3 separate regions of the Mus musculus genome follow, and all the other regions are linked to region 3. Evidence: chromatin loops called from intact Hi-C (ENCODE). Cell type or tissue: heart. All regions are shown on one strand.

Region 1 (8,000 bases), 110 kb after region 3:
TACAGAAGTGGATGCTCACAGTCATCCATTAGACAGAGTACAGGGTCCCCAATTAAGGAGCTAGAGAAAGTACCCACAGAGCGGAACGGGTTTGCAGCCCCATAGGAGGAACATCAATATGAACTAACCAGTATCCCTAGAGCTCCCTGGGACTAAACCACCAATCAAAGAAAACACACAGAGAGACTCAAGGCTCTAACTGCATATGTAGCTGAGGATGGCCTAGTCGGTCATCAATGGGAGGAGATGCCCTTGGTCCTGTGAAGGTTCTATGCCCCAGTATAGGGTAGTGCCTGGGACAGGATGTGGGAGTGGGAGGGTTGGGGTGAGGATAGGGTATTTTCGGGGGCAAAACTAGAAAAGGGAATAACATTTGAAATGTAAATAAAGAAAATACCTAATTTAAAATAAAAGGGAGACCTCAAAGCCTACCTACACAGGGACACAGTTCCTCCAGCAAGGCCACACCTCTTCTCTGTGGTCAAGCATTCAAACATGTGGGTGGTCTGCACACACACATGGTGTGAATCGAGGGTCTTGTTTTGTCTTCAGGATGAACATGGAAAGGAGCTGTCAGATGAGGACATCCGGGCAGAGGCTGACACCTTTATGTTTGGAGGTGAGAGTCCCTGTGTAGGGCTACAGAGGAGGTAGAGGTGTGCCAGTCTCAAGTAACTATTTTGGGGAGACCTAGACTCCCTCCATTCTTTCTTTCCATCCATCCCTTTTTGGAGCCTTTCTGTCTGGATACAAGTGCCCCATTTTGCTGAAACAGGCCAGGGACACAACCCTGCTTGTCTCTCTACCCTTCAGGCCATGACACGACAGCCAGTGCACTCTCCTGGATCCTGTACAACCTGGCGAGGCACCCCGAATACCAGGAGCGCTGCCGGCAGGAGGTTCAGGAGCTGCTGAGGGGCCGAGAGCCCCAGGAGATTGAATGGTGAGCATGATAGTCTCTGCTCTTGGAGCTTCTGGTCATCATGTTCTTTGCTGTATTTATTACAGGGTGTGTCTATGTAGCTCAGGTTGGATTACAGAGTCTTAACCCCCGTGCTTTTAGGGATTACATGCCCAGTTTGGACATCTTCCTTTAGATAATTATGTCTCACATAGCAAATTAGGTTTTGTTATAGAGTTTTCAAACCCAACTTGATTTTTCTTGATTCTCCTCCTCCCATCTTGTGAATTTCCTTCTGGCTTTTGTTCCCCTCTTCTCTTGTAGTTTATAGACACCTCTTTTTCAATCCTTTTGTAATCCCAGGGTGTATCTTGTCAAGTTTTTAGTAATATTTTATACATTTCAAAATACCAAAGCTGTTCTTCCAGGTCCTGAGGTCAATCCTCAATAACCACATCGTGGCTCACCATGGTCTGTCATGGGATCTGATGCCCTCTTCTGGTATTTCAGCAACAGCATACTCATATATATTAAATAAATAAATAAAACAAAATACCAAGCGGGGGGGTGGGGAGGATTTTTTAGACTCATCTTGCAGAAATGACAAATCTTTGGAATGATATAGTCTTTTAATTTCCTCACTGTTTTAGTGTTTTCGATGTATTTGAGAATCTACCCTATATTTGGAGAGGCCAAGAATTTTTGTTTTGTTCTGTTTTTAGATAGAGTCATATTGTGTTGCCCTGGCTCACCTGGAGCTCACTGTGTAGACCAGGCTGGTCTCAAAGTCTTAGAGATTTGCCTTCCTCTGCCTCCCATGTTCTGGGTTTAAAGGTGTGTGCCATCACGATGTGCAAGCATTTGTTTTATTTATGTATCTATTGAGACAGCTGCCTTCTTCGACATGACAGCCTCCAGCTTACTCTTTTTTTTTTTCCTTCTGCGGAAAAAGCTTTATTGCTTACATCTTCAGGAGCAAGAGCTCCAGCTTACTCTTTAGCCTCTACCTCTCCAGTCCTGGATTTCTTTTCCGGGCTCCATTTAATTATTTTTGTTGCTAATTGCTAGTTTTCTTAACATCTTCCTCAAAATCACATCTCTACTTCTCTGCGGTGTGTACTGTCTTCTTATGCCTGTGTTCCACAGGCCTCATGAATAAAGTAGTTTTTAAGAAAATGTTTCCATTTTTATCATTATAGTTTTATAATAAGTTTTAGTGAGATTGGCTCCATCTTTTATTTTTTTAATTTTATTTTACTAGATATTTTCTTTATTTATATTTCAAATGCTATCCTGAAAGTTCCCTATACCCTCCCCCTGCCTTGCTCCCCTACCCACCCACTCCCACTTCTTGGCCCTGGCATTCCCCCGTATTGGGGCATATAAAGTTTGACAGACCTAGGGGCCTCTCTTCCCAATGATGGCCGCGTAGGCCATCTTCTGCTACACATGCAGCTAGAGACACGAGCTCTGGGGGTATTGGTTAGTTCATATTGTTGTTCCACCTATAGGGTTGCAGACCCCTTCAGCTCCTTTGGTACTTTCTCTAGCTCCTCCATTGGGGGCCCTGTGTTCCATCTTATAGATGACTATGAGCATCCACTTCTGTATTTGCCAGGCACTGGCATAGCCTCATACGAGACAGCTATAACAGGGTCCCTTCATCAAAATCTTGCTGGCATGTGCAATAGTGTCTGAATTTGTTGGCTGATCATGGGATAGATCCCCAGGTGGGATAGTTTCTGTATAGTCTATCCTTTCATCTTAGCTCTAAACTTTGTCTCTGTAACTCCTTTCATGGGTATTTTGTTCCCTGTTCTAAGGAGGAATGAAGTATCCACATGTTGGTCTTCCTTCTTGATTTTCTTGTGTTTTGCAAATTGTATCGTGGGTATTCTAAGTTTCTGGGCTAATATCCACTTATCAGTGAGTGCATATATAGTGACTTCTTTTGTGATTGGGTTATCTCACTAAGGATGATATCCTCCAGATATATCCATTTGCCCAAGAATTTCATAAATTCATTGTTGTTAATAGCTGAGTAATACTCCATTGTGTAAATGTACCAACCACATTTTCTGTATCCATTCCTCTGTTGAGGGACATCTCCATCTTTTATTTTTAAAACCACTTTTCAGTGCCAGCTTTAACTTCACTAGATATTCATTCTTCTAACTAGAATAAAGTTGTTAAGTGGGGTGCAGTTAGTGGGGGACATTTGCTTCCCCCTTCCCATGTTTTTGAGATTTCAGGGGAGAGTAGTGTTAATCTTTGATCTAAGGACCTAGATCTTAGTTGACCCCTATGGCATCAAAACTTGGGAAGTGGAATGACAAATACAGGAGTTCAAGGTTGTTCTTAGTAGTTAGACACAAACACACAAAGGAACTGGCAAGCATCCTTGATTCATCTAGAATATAATTTGTTCCATGACTAAGCATGAGAGGCGAGTGGTTAATCCAACCAGAGGCTGATGAGGCTGAGCTTAGACTTTGTTTTGCTCCTGAATAATTGTGCGCTGTGTTCCTTAGGGACGACCTGGCCCAGCTACCCTTCCTGACCATGTGCATCAAGGAGAGTCTGCGGCTGCATCCCCCAGTCATAGATCTCCTCCGCCGCTGCACCCGGGACATTGTGCTACCTGATGGCCGGGTCATCCCTAAAGGTGTCCTGAAAGTCAAGGGCGAAGGGAGGAGCAGATGGGAAGCATCTGAGTAGGGTGATGGTCTCTAGGGGCAGCTTGGACCTGGCTAGTACTGACTGGATCCTCCTACCCAACAGGGAACATCTGTGTCATCAGCATCTTTGGTATTCATCACAATCCATCAGTCTGGCCAGACCCTGAGGTGGGGGCTCCTCCAGGCATTGCTGGGAGGGACATGGGAAGGGGATGTAGCCCCAACCTGGAAACAAGAAGCTGTCACCCCTGTCTCTATGTCTACTTTTGGGGGGCTGGCTGGGTGTGCGCAAAGAAGCAACCTAGAAAGCCTCATCTTGCCCCTCCCCTCAGGTCTATGACCCCTTCCGCTTTGACCCAGAAAACGCACACAAGAGGCCTCCTCTGGCTTTTATTCCCTTTTCTGCCGGGCCCAGGTGAGACCAGATGGCTTGTGGTGATGGGTGGATTCTGGGGCTGACAGTGGGAATAGGGTGGAGCTGGGATGGTTGGGTTCTAGTTCTCCTTACCACCCTCTGCTCAGAGAATGTGCAAAAGTCTGCAGAACCCAGGGTTGGAAGTTGAAGGGCTGACCAGGACTGGGTCAGGTTGGGTCCAGGAGCTCCTTTCTAGGCAGAGCTCAGTCAGAGTCCCCATCCTGTCACTCCGCAGGAACTGCATAGGACAGACTTTCGCTATGAATGAGATGATGGTGGCACTGGCGTTGACTCTGCTGCGCTTCCGCATCCTGCCGGATGACAAGGAGCCGCGCCGGAAGCCAGAGATAATCCTGCGGGCGGAGGGCGGGTTGTGGCTGCGGGTGGAGCCGCTGAGCACAGTGCTGAAGGACTCCAAACCTGACCTTGAGGCTTCTTTACCCCACCCTCCAATTGTTCTCTCCGGTTCTCAGAATTAGCTTGGCTCCACAGAACGCCAGCAGGGGGCGCTAGAGGGCCACAGAATCAGCCGTGGTCTCTGAAGAGAATGGGTTGGTGTCTTTGAGGCAAAGTACCTGTTTGCTGATTTAGCCCAGCAAGGCTTTCACGCTGAGAGTTCTTTTCCAGTCGAAGCTTGGACTTCATCCTGTTAAAGTCACTGTAGATTTTGGAGCAGATTAGGAGAGGGAGTCGAGTTTCTGGCATGCTTGGCACTCTTTAGTCACTGAAACAAAGCCTAATCGCACTCTTTCCACTTTCTTCTGCCTTCTCTTCCTCTTCGTTATATTTGAAGCGCTCTTCCAGTGTTTTGGCTTCTTAGAGCTGCACTTACAGCAGTGGGCTGCCACAGTACCCCTGGGGGGTGGGGGTGGGGTTGTTTATAAAGTTTGACTAAAATGGTTTCTCAGAAAGGTCTGTCTTGGCACCTTTGAGAAGGATGTTAAATGACATTCTGGGCTTGTGATTCCCAAGGTCCTAAGGCATCTTAAAGTAAACAAAGTCCCAGAATCCTTCATTAACTTATGTCCTGGGTCGTGTTCACTGAGACTCCCACTTAGTTCACAGGAATCTTCTAATTTTCCTTTCTAGTAGCACCTCTGGGCTTTGATCCCTTCACCCTCTCACGAACCCATTAAAAACAGTGTCAGGTGGACGCTGTGACTCAACCCTGAGATCCAGTCCCTGTGACAGGGGGATCGTGAGTTGGAGACTATCTTGGAATACATAGAAAGTCCTGGCAGGCCTTGCCTTCCCCCACTCCCTCCGCCTTGCTAAACTGTTAGACTACATTCCTAAAGCGAGCCACCAAGATCTATTCCCTTACTTGGTCACTTCCTCCTCTTGAGGCTGACTACCAAAGTGCAGCTATCACACTATTGAAGTACAGCAATCAAAAGCCCTCTTTGTTTCCTCTAATTAGCATGTCTAATTAAACACTCCATCCTAATACCTGGTTTCTTAATTTACCTTTATAAACTGCCATTTGCCTATGGGCTACATTGGTCTCCTCTCTATCCAGAAGTCCTTTGTCCCATTCTGGGACAAACAACCTTCTCCCATCTCTTGTGTTTCCCACCCCTTCTCCCCTGTCCTTTACCCCTTGTCTTTGTTTCCTATTTCCTGTCCTTTGTCCCTCTGAAGCAAATAAGTCTTGGGGACCCTGTGCAGATATTCTCCCTTTCCCTTTGCTTCTGCCTAGGATCGTGACAACGGATGGCTGCAGGGGGTGGGGAAGTGTAGGTCTTTGCATTCCACAGATCACAACAGATGCCTGTGTAATTCTTAAAAACACAGCTAGGCCTGTTTCTGACTGGCTACAGTCATCTGTTGGTCTCCTGACCATGGAGAATGCTCCCTTTGCAGGACAGTTTGGGAACAGCAGGCTTTGAAAATACTAGTTTTCCCAGGTTTAGTATAATGAACTGCTGCGGGATTCCAGGAGGAACACATACCTCTTTTCTGAAAGTTCTAAGACCTGACACCTGATGCCCTTGATGACAGGACAGAGGTGGCAGCGAGGCTAGGTAGATGGAGGTTGGAGTGGTCTCTAACATTCTGCCCCTGCAAGGATCACTGTCTTTCCCCTCCCGTTCTGCCTGATGTTCTAAGGCAGTTTTCTCCTATTTGACACGTTCAGTCCAGGAGGAAGAGGGAAGGTTTATGAGGCCCAGTAGGCAAATAGCATCTTATGTACCGAGCCAGATTTGTTTTTGCTTGTTTGTTTGTTTCTAGACAGGGTTGCTCTGCTTATCCTGGAACTTGCCTTGTAGACCTCCAACTCACAGAGACCCACTTGCCTCTGCCTTCTGAGTGCTATTAGTAAAGGCTTGGGACACTGCTGCTTGGCTCACCAGACTCTTGAAGCCCCTTCTCGAGTTTTATAGAAGAAACAAACAACTATTCGGGAGGAGACTGAGTGAGCTCAGGGTTAAAGTTTTCCTGCATTGTTGCCCTTTTGTGATGGGTGGACTTTTTTGAGCTACCCCTGTTTCTGTAAGCCCTCACCAATACCCTGGCAAGTAACCCCAATAAAAAATTGCTGATTTACTGAGTTGGACTTTGGTGTGATTGTCACTTTGGTCAGTGGTAAACACTCTGTGACATAATTCCTGGGAGGATATGAAGAAACCAGACAGGGAAACGATGACAAATCAAAATAATGACACCACCAAAGTCCAACTTTGCAAACCAATGTGCTTTATGGGGTTACTTACAGGAGTGTGGGTGCAGTCAGCCTAGCAGGTTGGAGGGTACCCTTTCCCAGTAGTCCATTGCTCTGAGCCTCTTCCCATAGCTCGGCTTATCTCTGCTCCTCCCAGGTAATTTTATAAAGCACGTTTCCCCTTGCCCCTCACGACTTAACTCTGAGATCACACCGCAGCTAGCTCTACTTAGGAAACCCATGCTTGGTCCGGCTAGCCGCCATGGTGCTGGCCATTGCTCTCTCACACCGCAGCCCACTTTTCCAGCTGGCCTTGCCAAGCTGCTCAACGCAGTCCCTCCTGCGTTCGACCACAGCCACCACTCATGCTCCAACGATCAGCCAACCCTGCGGTTGGCTCTGCGGACTGCCAACTACCACCCTGGTCTTACTCAGCTCCCATGCTAGCTCTCCTGGTCTCTGCTTGCTACTTGCCTGGTGCCACAATGGCCACTCCGGTCTCACCCAGCTCCCTTTAGCCCTGTGAAAGGAAAACACTAAAGACTTTTGTAGTTTAAAACTGACCAGGTAACTCAAAGGCTGATAAAAGAATATCCTGTCCCATCGTCCTTGCCCTCCTCAGGCACAACTGCAGAGGCCATGAGCTATCGGTGCCCTGAGAAACCTACCTGTTTGCAACTCCTTGCAGGCCTGCCGCCTGGTCCAGCTCCCAGTCTTCTCCTGTCATCTCTTCCTGTCCTGCCCGGAAATCTTGTCTTCTCTTTCATCCAACTATTAGCTTCTGCCATCTTCATTTAGCCAATCAACAATTAGGGAAATAATTAGGGAAGTTCCTCTTACGCACCTAGTCTGGGAGTCTGTCCCAGCAGGGCCTTCATAAGATCCATCTCTATGGTAATTTCTTAACTAGTGATTGATGGTGGAGGTCCCAGCCCATGGTGGTTGGTGCCATCCTCGGGCTGGTGAAAGCAGGCTGAGCAAGCCATGAGGGGTAAGACAGTAAGTAGAATCTTTCATGGCTTCTGCATCAGCTTCTGCCTGTTTGAGTTCTTGTCCTGACCTCCTTCCATGATGGACAGTGATGTGGAATTGTAAGCCAAATAAACCCTTTCCTCCTGAAGTTGCTTTGGTCATAGTGTTTCAGCCCAGCCATAGTAACCTTAGAAGCCTTATTTGAAATCAGCCCTGTCGCCATACTTCCATCCCGAGCTTCTGGACTCAGAGTTGGTCTCAAACCAAACTTGAAATTCAGTGATTCCACTAAACTAGCTGGCCAGCAAGCCTCAAGAATCTTCTGACCCCGTCTCTGCCTTCTCAGGGTTGCAGGTGTATGCCATTCCACCC
Region 2 (8,000 bases), 150 kb after region 3:
CCACATTCTTTGCCCAAATAGCCTAAGAATGGTCTTTAGGCCAGTTCCTAATACTGCTCCCCTCTGAAACCTCTTAGTCCACACTGCCCTCACCGCTACTTTCTTCTTTGTTCCTTCTATGATGGCCCATTAAGCTTTAAGCTATGTTAAAAGCATTCAACCACTTTTCTAATTCAAAGTCCAAAAGGCTTCCACATTTCTCAAAAAACAAGCATGTTCAGGCGTATCACAGAAATACACCATTTCCTGATACCAACTTCTGTCTTAGCTACTTATCAGTTGTGAAGGGACACCATTACCAAGACAACATAGAAGAGTTTATTGGGATTTATAGTTTCAAAGAGTTAGTCCATGTTCATCTTGGAGGGGAGCATGGAAGCAGGCAGGCATGGCACCAGAGCAATAGCTGAGAGCTTACATTTGATCCACTGATATTCAAGCCACTCCTCCTAGCATTTGTCAACTATTCTGTTCTAATTAGAGAAAGTGCTAGAGTATACAGACTCAGGAAGGTTAACCGAAGTTCGCCTACTCAGCTATGGTGTGTTGGTCAGAGTTTTCTAAAGGAACAGAACTGATAAAATACATATTAATATATATTTGTATGTATACTTAAAGGGGAGTTTATTCAGGTGGTCTGATGGTGGTCTGGGTAGTCCAACAATGGCCATCTATAGTTGCTGCTCAGTTCACGAGGCTGCACGTCTCAGCTGTGTTACTCTAGTCAGAGGTCCTGAAGGGTTGGTCCCTAGAGAACTGCTTCAGGCTCTCTTCAGTCTGCGCTGGAATCCTGGAGAAAAAGGTTTTCAGACCAAAGAAGGAGTACTTAGCCACAAGACAGATGAGCTTGCCAGCACGAGTGAGAGCAAGCAGGCAAAACGCAAAAGCTTCCGTCTTCCGTGACCTTTCACGTGGGATGACAGCAGGAGATGGGGCTCAGACTTAGGATGGGTTCTGACCTCAGGTGACTCAGTCGAGGAAATCCCTCATAGACTGCCCAGCTGCTTGGGTTTAGTTGATTCCATATACAGTCAAGTTGGCAACCAACATTTAGCCATCACATATGGAGAAACTGCTTTGAAGTCGTCCACACTTTTGTGCACAGCCTCTCATTCATGCTCTGTAAGTAAACCCAATAAACTCACTGTTCCTTCGGGTGAGCTTTAGCGGAACTATATTTTGTGTTGTTGTTGCTTTGTAAGTTCATAATTGCTCAAGTTTACACATCCTCGGGCAACAAATAGAGTACCACAATTAAAAAAGAAAAGACCTTCCCTTTTTCTCTCTCACCAGCTAATCTATTCTTTGCAAACCTGCTTCATGCCATAATTGGTATTTGGGATCCTGAATGTCTTACTTCTTGCTCAGGACAAACAAGCTTTAAGATCAAAAAGGACGTAAAATGAACGAGCCTGTGGGTCTGAGAATGGAAGAAGCTCCCTCTGCTGGCCAGTTTGAGAACATCAGGCTCTTAGGTCATTAATTCAAAGTGTGAGAAACTGAATGTTTGATGGTTAAGTCTGTGTGCACTTGTGCAAATGTATTTATAATGTGTGCTGTGTATGTACATGTGGAGGAAAATGTGTAGAGTGTGGAGGAGGTTTTTATGTGTGCTTGCATACTGTGCTGGTTTTTAAGTGTGTGTGTGTGTGTGTGTGTGTGTGTGTGTGTTGCAATCACTGGGGCTTCTCTTACAGCTAGCTCCCTGGCCCTGTTCTTAGACCTAACCTTTTCAGTACAGGCCACAAACCCCAGACAAACATAGCCCTTGGGAGCAATCTTCAGTCCTGAAGGATGGTCACGGGTGGGCAACTATCCCATCTCCAGAGATAATTCTAGGCATGTACATCGTACTGTTTGTCTCCCAGAGACCCACAGCATGTCTTAGCCCAGGTGGACACTGTACAAACTTCAACACATGCCTTTAACGTTCCCTTCCCATCACTCCCACTGTGTTGCTGGTTCCCAGGGGTCCTCTTTTAGCACCTGGTAGTTAAAATATTGCCTAAGGGTCACCTCCAAGGAATAGAATTTGAGCTTCACTTTTTTTTTACAGCCTGCTTCTAAAGAACCTAAAATAGGACAAACATGGTGACTGGCTCATGAATACCCACAGGCATACATTATATCATGCCCTTAGCAATTTGAGGCTCAGAGAAAGTAACTTACTTGCTCAAGGCCACACAGCTGGTGAAAGATCGAAGCCAGCTTTAAAAAAAAAAAAAAACAAAAACAAAAACAAAAAACAAAAAACAAAAAACAAAAAAAACAAAACAAGGTTACTGGATCCCAAGCCAGAACTTCACAGTTTTTTTTTTTTCCAAAAGCCTGCTAAGGTTGGAGGATGCTCAATGAATGGTTATAGCTACCAAGTTCCCTGATGGGTGTGTGAAAGGGACCCAAGAATCCTAGCTAGAAGCCATGTCCTCGTTCTATCCCAAAGGTAAGAATGGAAAGTCCAGGCTTGGTGCTGGCTGCACACTAGGGAGTATTGATTTAATTCCTTGATCAATATTAGGTATCTAATCTCCACATCAGCTCTACTACTTCCTCTGGAGAATATGAGAAAACTTTAGTGCCCTGAGTTGAGGAAAAGTGTCCCATGACACAGCTGGAGCTGACAGGTGCCATCTGTTCCCACACATGATACTGATTCTTGAAAGTCACACATACGGAGTTCTGCTGCGTGTTAAGCATGACATGCAACAGTTCCCTGTAGCTATTCTTTGGCTACTTTGTGAGTTCTTCTTTCTTCCACCACTCTCCACCCCCTTTCACACACCCTATCAAGCCCCTAACACTAGATAAGGGAGAAGAGAGGACAGAGAGGAAAGGATAGGTCAGGGGTTGGGAGACAGATGGTGCCATCCTTAGACTACTTCCTGCTGAATAGGGGTGTGGAGTTCTTAGGGGCAAGTTTGATCTTCTGAGTCAGGATATCTAATTTCTTTTTGTTGTTTATTCTTTGCCCATGCATACTTAACAATGACCAACAACAACCCACCAACCAGCATACCTCTCAGGGTTCTAGCATTGATAATTCCTCTAAAAAGCCCCCAGAATTCCAAGTATCACACCATCACAGAAATGATATGCAGCTGGCAAAATCACATCCCTGCAAGAGCAGATGGTCAGCTACTGTGGACAATCTAAAGCAGCCTTATATCCCACACCTGGGATTAAAATGAAAACATATTCTTATATGTCTGTGTTTTTTTTTAAAAACAAAATTCCAAAATTGTCACAAGTTTCCTTTTTTAAATATTAATGGTATTTTAAAATATAAATGATAGTCGCATAGAGTAGTAAATGTTGTGCAAACTGCTACCTCCACTTCATATAAGAAAAGAGGGCTGTGGAGACAGCTAGGTGGGTGACTGTGATCTAGTCGTAGGCAGAGGCATGCCCTTGTCTTCTTGTTAATCCAACAGGATGGACCAGGGCTCTAGCTAGACACTCAGCTGTAGGAAGGGAGGCTTACCTGAAGATAATGTACTCTTTCTTCCCAGACCCTGGTGCAATGCCCAGGAGCCAACATGGGGTAGATCTGGTCTGCTCACCTTTCTGAGTCAGTAGTTTTCCCTTTTTCTTTCTTTTTCTTTTGGACACCTGCAAGAGTCTAACTATGCCTTATAAACTCCCTAACACTCTCAACTTCCTTACATCTTTTCTAAAGTTCTTTTCTTCATCGAGTGACTACCTGTTACCATGTGGTTGACCTTCATGCTGGCTTGGCTTTTCCAATCTCCTCCTCAACACAGCTTTGAGAATGACAGCTAGTGGGCCCTGGGAATTTCCTTTGAAACTCTAATAAATTATCCTTAATCTGCTTGAGTCTGTTATTGTCCTTGAGTTTCTTTTTATTAGTCACTTTTCTGTTGCTGCGATAAAGCAGCTTGGCCAAGGCAACTCATGAAAGAGTTTACTTTGGGTTATGGCTCCAGAGGGACAGAATCCATAATGGCAGGTGGCCATGGGTGCGGGAGCAGGAAACTGAGAGCTCACATCATGAACCACAAGCACCAGAAAAAGCAAACTGCAAGTAGGGTGAGGCCTTAAATTCTCAAAGCCCATCCCCATGGGACACTTTTCCTCAACTCAGGGCTCACGCTCTTCTTCCAGCCAGGCCACACCTCCTAACCCTCCCCAAAAAAGCCACCAAGTGAGGACAAATTATTGTTAACAGAATCTCAATTATTTGATTTTGCTACCAAACACTCAGGAGCCAGAGGCTGGGGTGAACATCTGCTAGCTCAGAGAAGCAGAGAAAGTACCCAGATGACCTTTCTCAGACAGCCTCCCAGAAGCAAATCTCCCTCACCATCTCCGAAAACCTCCTCCAAACTGAATCTCCCTCCCTTCTACTTCCTATGCATCTTTCTATCCATCTTCCTGACTTCCTGTTACTCTCTATGGCTTTTTCTTAATAATCCTATGTTCACTTCCGGTCAACTGGTTGCTTGCTCTGCCTCTTGACCTAAGATTGACTTTATTTAATCCTGTTTACAGTATTCAAGCACAAAGCTCTTGGATTAAAGGTGAGTGCTAAGGTGGAGCCAAGTCACAACTATAAACAGGTTTTTCCAGTAAATTACACTATCTCAAGGTTCACAGTGTTATCAAATATCCTGCAACAACAAAGTCGTCAGATGCCTTAGACTATGGGAGATGTAGCTCACTCAAACGACGACACTTTAATTATTGAGACAAAAAAAAATGGGGAAGCAATTCTTTTATTAACATATGATTAGTCTTCAGGAACTCCCCAAGATCTCCAGTAACATTTCTTCCCTGTGTTTTAAACCTTTAATTAAAACAAACAAACAAACAAACAAACAAATGCAAAAAACTGTTCCTGCAACCCTAGAGGGTATTACACTTGTGCAAACATAACAGCCTAGGTTCAAATCCCCAGAGCCCATAGAAAGTCGGGCATAATTGCACACATGCATAATCTTAGTACTTTTGTAGAAAAGGAGGTGGAAGTGGGGGAACCCCTGAAAGCCAGTGATTCATTGAGCTTGGATTACGCAGCTGCAAAATCAATAAGTGGCCCTCAAAAAAGGTGGCCTGTACAGACTGACCCTCAAGGCTGTTGTGTGACCAGTGCTGTGTTCTGCTTGTACCTGTCTGCTCAGGGCTGCTCTCCACCTCAACATCACATGTCTCCTCCCTCTCACCATGTCTCAGTTCACATATAGGTCAACCTAAGTTATGTTCTCCCAGCTGAGCTGCTGACTCCTGGCATCTGACCTGGGGACTTGGTCATTGGGCTGTACTCCTTTTTGCTGCTCCAGAGAGTAGTGGCTCTCTCCAGACCCTGAGCTGCTTCAGAGCAGCATTTGAATTTTGCCTGACTGTGTAGCTGGTAGGCAGAGGCATCCTGGACCTCCCAGTTTTGTGCCATGAAAGGCTACATGCAGGTCTCAGACCCCATGAGAGAAGTTTCTTTGTGCAGTGAGCAGAACTTGTCTCTAAGTGAAACTATACCACGCCCACATGGGCCCCACAAGATTCAAGGATTTTTGTGGAAGTTGGAGCGAAATGACTGTAAGAGCCAGAAGTCTAGAAGAATAGGACCAAACAATGCCTTCTGGGTATGGTAGGACCTCTGCTCTAGTGAGCTCACAGACGCTGCAGTGAACCCAAGATAACACCAAGCTCAAGATAACCAACATTCCAGCACTGGGGAAGGGATGGTGAGCCCTAGCCCCTAGTTGAGGAGTTATTGGCAGCTGATGGTGGTGGGAGAGTCAGCTTTCTCTGAGGGTCTGATCACTGGTAAGCCTTTTGTCCCTGATAGGCACTACACCTATTTGAATCAGTAAGTTATTTAAAAAAAAAAAAAAGGGAGGGGTGTGGGTAAGGAGCCAATCTGGAAGGAATTAAGCGGGAGAGTAGGAGGCAAGTCTGATCAAAACACATTTTATGCATAAAATTCTCAACAACAAATTAATAAAATATTGTGTATTTAAAAAAAAAAAAAGGTACATGCTGTGAGTGCAGTCCAGTGCAGAGGACTTTGGGAGATGGTCTGTGACCAAGCCTGGCCTGGTTGCATTCTCCTAGCAGGAGAATTCCTGTTAATGATTTTGCTAGATACACTGTCGTCTCTGACGAGTCTCTGACGCGTAGGGATACCCCTACTTGGCTGTGGATGTTAGACTCAGACTTACCTCTGCTAACCTCAGAGTTTTGCTCCCAAATCTCTCCTGCCCTCAACCTCCATCCCCATGCCCATCCTCCATCCCACCCCCCCACCCCCCGCCCTCCCCCATGATGTGAGAGGGAACAAGTTCTAAGGCTCTGGTGTTCATGCTGTGACCCTGAATTGATTTCACTCTGTACCCTGCTGACCCAACCCCCTCCTTTTGGCCTTCTGCCCCAGAGGGGAGGAGGCAGTTGGGCCTGTGAAGGATTGGCTGACACAACTGAGCTCAGCCTCCTTCAGAGCAGAAGCCAGGAACAAAGAAACTCTAAAGGAAGGAGAACCGTGGGAAACTCACTGTTCCTGAGAGAAGGTGCCTGGCTAAGAGTAGGTTAAAGAGAACTCTAAGCCTGAACCTGGCTGCTTATTTCTAGATAACCAGCTATCTGAAGCCAAAAAGTCAGAGTGATCCTGTTGGCTTCAGACATGGGGTTTTTCAGGTAACATCTCCTGGCAGTTTCATTCAGGAATTTTGGGTCTCTCCCTCTCTCCCTCTCTCCCTCTCTCCCTCCTCCTCCTCCTCCTCTACCTCCACCTCCTCTTCCTCCATATTACTGCCTATTTCCACCCCATGGATCTCTCCTCCTACAAACAGCCTTCATTATTCATATCCCTGGTCCATTATGCCTGATGGCCCCAACCTTCTTCCAACCTCCCAGTCTCACTGTCTGTCCATTTGCCCCACAGGATGCCACAGTTGGACCTGTCTTGGCTGGGACTGAGGCTGGAGGCATCCTCACCATGGCTGCTTTTGCTGCTGATCGGAGCTTCCTGGCTCTTGGCCCGTGTCCTGACTCAGACCTATATCTTCTACAGAACATATCATCATCTTTGTGATTTCCCTCAACCCCCCAAATGGAATTGGTTCTTGGGTCACCTAGGCATGGTGAGTGCAGCAATATATTGTGGGTCTTGTATTTTGGAGAGAATGGACCAGGAATGGACCTCAGGGGATGGGTCTGAAGTCCTCCAGCATCCTTCACTAGCTTTTCTCATGTCCCTGCCTCCACCCCTACTTTGCTCTGGATTAATTTCTAGTCCATCTTTCTTACACTGGTGGACACTTCCAAGGTAGACAATACAGAGTGAGGACCCCTGGGGTTCCCTCATTGTCTGCTGGACTTGAGGCCTCTTGGGAAGCTCTGTCCAACGTCAATGCCATTTTTCTGTCAATCCATATCAGGGTTTCCATGTTTGCCTGGGGGTAATCTCTGGTATTCCTCTCCTACCACCCATGAAGCAGGAGAGTTATGGGTTGTCTTCCTGCCTCTTGTTCCTGAAGCACTTTTTACTTAAAAGCTGTCAGTTCTTCCCTAAGATGGACCATTGAGTCCTGTTGCCCAACTGAGATAAGAGTTGTCTCTTCACCCTCCCGTAAGCATTCCTTGACCCCGTGCCTTAGATTTTGACCAAGTCTGTTCTTGCCTTTGGGTGACTCGGTCTCAGTTGCTTCACTTGCAAACACCGAAGCTCACAACATCTGTACACATCAGTGACATCATACGCAGGGTGATGTTTGGTGAGAGCATGGGGCCTCACAGGTAGGAGTTTCTGCCCTCCTAGAGAATTAGTGGTCCCCTCTTGTCCTGGAGTTGACTAGTCCCTGCTCTGCAGACCTTTTGCACAGTTGGAACTGCAGACCTATCCAAGTTTTGTTTTCATTCTGTTGCTGTGATAAAACACTGACCAAAAGTGACCTCAGGAGGAAAAAGTTTGTTTGAGGGTAGTCAAGGTAGGAACTCCAGCAGGAACTTGAGACAGAAAGCGTGGAGAAACACTGCCCATTTGCTCA
Region 3 (8,000 bases):
TTCTATCCATCCACTGCTTTGCTTGGGGACATGGGTGTCCAAGTATTATTTACTCTGGGGTGCTAAAGCTGTCCGTACACCCAGACCTTCCTGTCTGTCCCTCAGGCCATGACACCACAGCCAGTGCACTCTCCTGGATCCTGTACAACCTGGCGAGGCACCCCGAATACCAGGAGCGCTGCCGGCAGGAGGTTCAAGAGCTGCTGAGGGGCCGAGAGCCCCAGGAGATTGAATGGTAAGTTGGTGAGTCTAGAGTCATGAGCATAGCTGTGAGCGGGAATGGTAGGTGGGTTTTTTTTTTTTTTTTTTGTAAAATAACATTTATTTATTTGTTTATTTGTTTGCTCGCGTGCGTGCGTGTGCGTGTGCGTGTGCGTGTGTGTGTGTGTGTGTGTCGGGTTGGGAGTGTGTATGTGCCAAGTACCCATGTGGGGGTCAGAGGACCTTTCAGGGATTGGTTCTCTCTTTCTACCACGTGCATTCTAGGGACTGAACCTGGCTTGTCAGAATCAGCAGCCAGTTTCTTTCCCCGAGGAGCTACCCACCTGGCCTGGTTTGGTGTTTTGGGTTATATAGTTCAAGCTGGCCTTGAACTCCTCCTCCTCCTCCTCCTCTGCTGTGTCTACCTCCTGGGATTGCCCGACAAGCTAGGACATGGCTTCTTAAATCTCTACTGGCTGACCCCTGGGAATTCCTAGGTCATATCCTCTATCTACTTTTCTCTTGGGTTATGTATCCTTTGCTTGTGGCTTGCACAATTTACACACACACACACACACACACACACACACATGATAATAGACAGACAGGATCCCAGAAACCCGTGAATGACTCTTTTGAATACTATTGTGGTCCATGGTATTTTTTTTTTTTCTTTTGAGACAGGGTTTCTCTGTGTAGCCCTGGCTGTCCTGGAACTCACTTTGTAGACCAGGCTGGCCTAGAACTCAGAAGTCCTCCTGCCTCTGCCTCTCAAGTGCTGGGATTAAAGGCGTCAGCCACCACCGCCTGTTTTTTTTTTTTTTGTTGTTGTTGTTGTTGTTGTTAAGATTTATTTATTATTATACCTAAGTACACTGTAGCTGTCTTCAGATACACCAAAAGAAGGTGCCAGATCTCATTACCATGCGGTTGCTGGGATTTGAACTCAGGACCTTCGCCATGGTATGTTAAGACATATAGATTGTTGATTTCTGTGAATAACATACTCCCTCTTCCTTCTGGTATTTAAGTTTAAGCTTTTGGTGTTCTGTCATAAAGCTGTCACTTGTGCTATTTTACTTGGACTTTTTTTTTTTTTTTTAAATTCTCCTCAGTCAGTCTGGTAAGGATCTGAGACGTGGGTACAGAATTGCAGTCAGTCAGTGGTGCTCTCTCCACTAGTTCAGGTGTGGTTAACAATACATGCTGCACGTTTATTCTCACACAAATACATGATAGTGGAAAATTCCGTCCTAGTCAGAACAGACAAATATTTATTTTTAACTTACTCACTTTAAAAAAGATTGACTTTTATTTCTGTCTGTGTGTGGGTGTGTACAGGTGAGTGAGTGTGAGTGCCCTTGGAAGCCAGAAGGTGTCAAATCCCCTGGAGCTGGAGTAGCAGCTAGTTATGAGCTGCTCTGTGTGGGTGCTAGGAAGTGAAGCGGGATCCTCCAGGACAGTGGTGAGCACTCTTACTAAGCTTGTTCAGACAGTCCCCCTAAGCTCAGGCTGGCTGTCACCTCAGTGGAGCCTAAGCTGGTCTTTCAGGCTGGCTGTCACCTCAGTGGAGCCTAAGCTGGTCTCTCAGGCTGGCTGTCACCTCAGTGGAGCCTAAGCTGGTCTCTCAGGCTGGCTGTCACCTCAGTGGCCTAAGCTGGTCTCTCAGGCTGGCTGTCACCTCAGTGGAGCCTAAGCTGGTCTTGAAGTGTTGATCTTCCTCTTCCACCTTCTGAGTCTTGAGTGCCTCCATTTAATTTTTAAAGGCCTCTCATGTTAAATAAATGAAAAAAAAAAACCAGTTAAAGATATCCTCTTTGTTTTTGGTAATGGTATCTTTCAATAAGTATGGTTTCAAAAAAGAAATATTTCCAAAATATGAATATCAAGTTAATTTCTCCACTATTTTTTTGTTTTGGTTTTCTAATGCTTTAATCTTTGATTCGGAGTTAAGCATTGTGGCTCCCTCTTGTTCTCTTAGCACTTATGAGGTGGCGGCATAAGGATCAGGTCAAAACCATCCTTGCCTATACAGGGAGTTCAAGGCCAGCATGGGGTACATGAGACCTTGCTGACAAAAACAAAAACAGAATATATCTAGGCATGGTGGCACATAGGACTTAAAAGGCAAGTGGAGCTCTGAGTTCAAGGCCAGCCTGGTTTACAGGGAGTTCTGTGCTAGCCAAGGTTACATAGTGATACATAATGTCAAAGCAAAGTAAAATCGATAAAACATGGCTGGGGTGATGGCTCTGTGGGTAATGTACTTGCTGATAGTATGAGGACTTCAGTTTGAGTTCTCAGACTCCATGTAAAAGGCTATCCCAGCACTGGAACACGGGAGCAGGAGATGGGATTATGCTGGCCAGCCAGTCAAGTCAAAATATGCAGTTCTCATGTTCAGTGAGAGACACTGTCTCAACACCGAAAACGTCGAGGGATAGAGAAAGATGCTCAAGGGTGACCTCTGGCTTACATAACACATACCCACACAAATAAAAATAATGAACAAATATTTTTGATTCATCTTAAATTAACTTTGTTTTTAGACTCATGATCACAGTGAAGCAGTAAGGGTTTCAACAAGTGGCAGTGAGGCTGGCCAGTACTGTTTATGCATTACAGGTGTGTGTATGTGTGCGTGTGCATGTGCGTGTGTGTGTGTGTGTGTGTGTGTGTGTGTGTGTGCGCGCGCGCGCACGCACGCTCGAGAGTGTGTGTGAAGTCCATGGCATGTGTGGAGGTTAGAAGACAACTCTTGGATAGGAATTGGTTCTCTCTTCATACTTTGTGTGGTCTGGCTACTGAATTCAGGTCATTGAACATGGGTGCTAGCCCTCTAATTACAAGCATTCTAGCAGGCTAGGACTTTGTTTTTACACCCTGGATAATTACGTGGTGGTTTCTTAGGGACGACCTGGCCCAGCTGCCCTTCCTGACCATGTGCATCAAGGAGAGTCTGCGGCTGCACCCCCCAGTTACGGTCATTTCCCGTTGCTGCACCCAAGACGTTGTGCTTCCAGATGGCCGGGTCATCCCTAAAGGTGTGGACTGTATGGGGAGGTGGCTCCTGATGGTCCCCAAGGGGGCAGCACTGACTTTTTTCTTGTCCAAAGGAACCGACTGTGTCATCAGCATCTTCGGGGTTCATCACAACCCTGAAGTCTGGCCAGACCCTGAGGTGCGACACCTCCCACTCTCTAATTCTGGGACCCGGGGAAGAGGTGTGGCCCTTACCTGGAAAACCAGATCTGTCACTCTTCTGTTTCCATGTCCATCTTTTCTGGGACTGTCTCCATGTGAATAGAGACGCGACCCATAAGCCTAGTCTTGGTTGACCTGCAGGTCTATGACCCCTTCCGCTTCGACCCAGAAAACCCACAGAAGAGGTCTCCTCTGGCTTTTATTCCCTTTTCTGCTGGGCCTAGGTGAGGTGAGAGGGCTTGCGGTGACTGAGGGGCTGACAGCTGGGACAGGGGAAGTTGGTATGGTCAGGTTCTGGGACTCCTTCCTGCCCTCTACTCAGGGTATGTGCAAAGATCTAGAAATCCCGGGGTGGAAAGTGAAAGGTGGGGGCCCTGTGCTCAGAGCCCTGTCCCGATCTGTCTTGGGCGCTGAGTCTGAGAGAGCTTTGGGAGTGGCAACACAACACTTGGCGTCCCAGGAGCTTCAGCGCACCTTCTGCCCCTCAGGCTGGCGAGGCGAGACAGGGACCAGGTCAAGTTCAAACCTTGAGGGCTGGTTAAGTCTCAGTGCAGTAAGAGTCACCAACCTGTCCTCCCGCAGGAACTGCATAGGACAGACTTTCGCCATGAGGGAGATGAAGGTGGCACTGGCGCTGACTCTGCTGCGCTTCCGCGTCCTGCCAGGTGACAAGGAGCCTCGCCGGAAGCCAGAGCTGATCCTGCGCGCAGAGGGCGGGCTGTGGCTGCGGGTGGAGCCTCTGAGCAAGGGCACTCAGTGACCAGATCTACTACTGTCCCAGTCACTTTCCTCTGCCAATCCCAGAGTAAGCGGAGTTTCACCCAGAGCCATCAGAGGGCGCTGCAGGACAACAGAGGCTGTCTGGAAGCTTGGCTGAGAAGAGACTGGGGCTGCTGTCTGAGTCCAAGGGCCTTTCTGGGTAGCCCACAGGGCCTGCAGACTGATGAGAGTTCCATGCACCCCAGCTCAAGAACGGCCTTTATTCTTTTGGCGATAAGGAGGCACTATAGATGTTTGAGCAGGAGAAATGCAACGTTTACTGGCCGATTTGGGGCAGTTTTCTTTTTTCTTTTTTTTTTTCTTTTTTTTTTTTTTTTTTTGAGACAGGGTCTCAGCTTTTAGTGGATATAGCAGGCTGGCCTTTAACTTGTAGCAAATCTCTGTCCTAACCACCAGAGCGGTGCAATTAGAAATGGGCCACTGTGCCTGTCATATCTGAAGGGCTGTTTATTAGAAATGAAGGGCAGCTTCCCAGGGGAGAAGCCTGGGAGCCCCTCCAAATGATATTAAATGATGTCCACGGCTTGTGATGGCTAAGGCCACTGAGGCAGCTTCAATTTAAAATGACCTCACGCTGGCAGGCTTCCTGTGTGGTGGTGTCCTTTCAGGTTCTCACTTACTCCTCTTGGGGCTGGGTGGTGGTGGTGGGGTGGCTCCATGGAGAGACAGGCAGATCCCAGTGCCTCACTGGCCAGCCTGACTTGCTGAATCAGAGCTGCAGGTTCAGTAAGAGATTCTGTCTCAGGAAGTAAAGTGGATGTGAGTATGAAGACACCTGACATAAACCTCTGGCTTCCCCATGTCTGTATGTGTCTCAGCACACACACACACACACACACACACACACACACACACACACTCACACACTTAACTTTTCTGACTGTTCTAGGATTTGATTTTCTTCCTCCTACCAGGAAGTCATTGAAACATTTTCATGACTTAAAGACTAGTCTGGGCTATATAGAAAATTTGAGACCAGCATTGAGAGACCTTGTCTCAAAAGTTAAAAACCAGAGTTTTACATATTTTTGCTTGTGAGAAATGACTTTAGATGGGCTGGAGAGATGGCTCATCCGTTAAGAGCATTGCCTGCTCTTTCAGAGGTCCTGAGTTCAATTCCCAGCAACCACAGGGTGGCTCACAGCCATCTCTTATGGGATCTGATACCCTCTTCTAGTGTGTTTGAAGACAATTACAGTGTACCCATATATAGAAAATAAATAAATCTTTAAAAGAAGAAAAAATGAGAAATTACTTAGGAGCAAAAAAGTATGATTTTTAAAAATATTCTTTTAGTGTTCTGTTTCTATGTATAGAATGTCTTTGGGTTTTTGGTAGCAATCTGCTTGAAGCCCGGGTCTTGCACTTGTTAGGGAAATCCTCCCCCACTGAGCTACATGCTCTTGCTGACCGTGCATTAAGGAATATTGTGATCTACCCCTCTGTTAATTGTAGGAGGTTGCCTATAAATGTAGGAATTTGCACTTTGGGCAAGGTTCAGCAGGGCTGGGTTTCTTGGTCACTATTATCTAGGGTGGCTCATCTCACAGGGAAGGGACCAGTTTTCAAGATGGCTGACTCTCATGATGGACTGTCCTTTCAGATAGACTCTCCACAGGACTGATTGGTCTTCCCTTTTATATGTATGCTGGGGCCAAGAGTGTGTATTTCAGTAGGGGTGCAAAGGAAATTTTACTTTATGATGTAAACTTCACTATCCAAGAAGTTATGGATGCTCTATAGAGTCAAGGAGAGTGAGATTAGGCCACATTCCAGAGTCAGACAGCATTCTACACAGAAACAGAATCAAAACATCTCTCTCTTCTCTCTCTGACTCTCTCTCCTCTCTCTCTCTCTCTCTGTTTCTCTATCCCTCCCTTCTTATGTGTGCCCAGAGGGTGGGGCAGTTTGAACCACATGATGAGCCTGCTGGGAATCAAACTAGGGTCCTCTGCAAACGTAGTACATATTGTTAACCTCTCAGTCAATTCCTCAGCCCCATTTTCTTATTTCCCATATAAAAGTTTCCAATATGGGTATTAATTTCTACAGAGAGTTCTGATGTGATTTTAAGTATTTAACTCATTAATAGCCTTTGTATATGCCCAAGAGTGTTTGTTCATGTGTGCAGGTGTGCATGTGTGCACATGAAGGTCAGAGGAAAATCTAGATTGATATCCACTATTCCACTGGCTTTGAGACAGGCTCTCTCAGTTTCTGCTGCCCTTGGTTATATAGAGTCAGGTCTCAACCTATGGGTGGTTGTGACCTGATTGTGAGATACCAAAGACCATTGGAAAACACACACATATATATATATACATTATGATTCATAACAGTAGTGAAATTACAGTTATGAAGTAGTAATAGCAATAATTTTATGATTGGTCTGACCACAACATGAAGAACTGTATTAAAGGGCCACAGCCTTAGGAAGGTTGAGAACTAGTCCTCTAGAGATTCTCCAGTCTCCACTTCTGTTGCAGGTCATCTCCACTCCGGCGGAGACAAGAACGACATGGACACCAAGGCGGGTTCACGCAGCAACTTCTTTACTTCGGGCTTTTCCCCCTACAGCTCTCTTCCCCAGCAGCCTCTTCTTCCTCCATCCTTCTTGCAGCTTCTCTTACAACAACTCCCCTTACAACAGCTTCTCTTACTACCACTAGCTTCTACTTAGGGCAAGGGCTAAACAACAAAACTATACTCTGCACTGCACCACCTGACCTCATCTAGCTCCACCAAACCTCATCCAATCAGAATTCACACACACTCCAGGCAGGAGCTCAGGTCGGTCACCAACAGGCTGACAGGTCCGGATCATGAGGAGCAGTCCAGCCTGGCAGGCAGCCCACACATGTAGCCTCACCATGCATGCTCGGGCAAGGCAGTAAACATCTTGGCCCATGCGGCCGCATCACTTCTTGCACACTTCCCATCTACCCGCAGGGTCACAATGGGGGTTAAAACATTTCACCTTTGTCCTACAAGCTCTAATTTTGATCTAAAGCAAAATGCATTCATTCAGTTCCTAAACCTGCCATCATTTAGAGTAATCCCAACACTTACTCAAAAGTCCCTAGTCCAGAGTTTCCTAAGAGATGTGAGGGGAATTCTTAATTGTGAGGCCTTATAAGAAACAAACGACAAACTAAAAATCCACCTACGAACATATTTCATGTATAAACATCAGAGTCCAATAGAGAGAGAGTAATGTGGGCAAAGAAAGGAAAAGTAGGAAAAGAAAAATTTAAAATGCAAGACTGAACCGTACAAAAAACATCCCTGTAGCTTCATATCCAGCACCTGGGGTGCCTGACAGCATCATCACTGCTCCAGCAGCCATTGGGAGCTTTGCCCCTTCTGCTGCTTCTTGCAGCAAAGAGTTTTTTTGGGGGGGGAGGGGAGGGGAGGGGAGGGGAGGGGAGGGGTGGGGAGGGGTGGAGAGGGGAGAGTTACTTCCAGTTTGTGTCTGAAGGATTTCACGGGAGATATCTTATTCTCCTGACATCTCCCAATATCCCGGGGTCTCCATGTCAACTAAGCATTCAGATTCTCAGCAGTGTGCACCATCTTTCAAGGCCGTAGTGAGACACTGCCTGGCTTCAGTGGCTTTCTTGTTGCCAGGTGCAAGCCTTCAAGCCCCCGCCCTGCTCCCATAGCTTTCATGCTTGCAGAAGCAGTAGTATGTGACCTTGCTGACAGGCTCTGCTGCCTCCAATAGCCTCTGTGTTTTTAAAGTTGGTTCTGGAAACATGGTTCCCTAGGTGAATCACTTCAGCAGAAGTGAATCACTCTAGCAGCATTCTCAGTTC

Evidence for each region. Peaks named below come from ENCODE experiments on the same cell type or tissue, not always from the same donor. Only the 100,000 strongest peaks of a DNase experiment are listed, where the experiment ranks them.
Region 1: a loop joins it to region 3, with 2.8 times the contacts of the local background. A loop is called at or near these places in 8 of 42 quality-filtered maps.
Region 2: a loop joins it to region 3, with 10 times the contacts of the local background. A loop is called at or near these places in 18 of 42 quality-filtered maps.

What each region holds. Positions count from the first base shown.
Region 1 is chr17:32,630,747-32,638,746 of GRCm38, forward strand. Cyp4f37 (cytochrome P450, family 4, subfamily f, polypeptide 37) reads left to right here. Exons shown (of 13, transcript NM_001100187.1): 8 at 553-619; 9 at 814-943; 10 at 3,433-3,566; 11 at 3,683-3,747; 12 at 3,912-3,994; 13 at 4,230-5,438. The coding sequence ends at 4,473. Among named protein-coding and RNA genes, the nearest start is that of Cyp4f37, 13 kb to the left of the region's middle. In heart, CTCF peaks have their summits at 1,359 (motif pointing left) and 4,501 (motif pointing right); a DNase peak (open chromatin) is centred at 4,475; H3K4me3 peaks cover 922 bases; H3K27ac peaks cover 540 bases.
Region 2 is chr17:32,679,164-32,687,163 of GRCm38, forward strand. Cyp4f15 (cytochrome P450, family 4, subfamily f, polypeptide 15) reads left to right here and starts at 6,468. Exons shown (of 13, transcript NM_001346538.1): 1 at 6,468-6,648; 2 at 6,896-7,094. The coding sequence starts at 6,635. In heart, a CTCF peak has its summit at 1,446 (motif pointing left); no DNase peak of the experiment used is centred here.
Region 3 is chr17:32,524,730-32,532,729 of GRCm38, forward strand. It overlaps Cyp4f17 (cytochrome P450, family 4, subfamily f, polypeptide 17), which reads left to right. Exons shown (of 13, transcript NM_001101445.2): 9 at 106-235; 10 at 3,112-3,245; 11 at 3,318-3,382; 12 at 3,547-3,629; 13 at 3,988-5,429. The coding sequence ends at 4,165. Among named protein-coding and RNA genes, the nearest start is that of Cyp4f16, 7.8 kb to the right of the region's middle. In heart, a CTCF peak has its summit at 4,223 (motif pointing right); DNase peaks (open chromatin) are centred at 3,362 and 4,222; H3K4me3 peaks cover 922 bases; H3K27ac peaks cover 670 bases.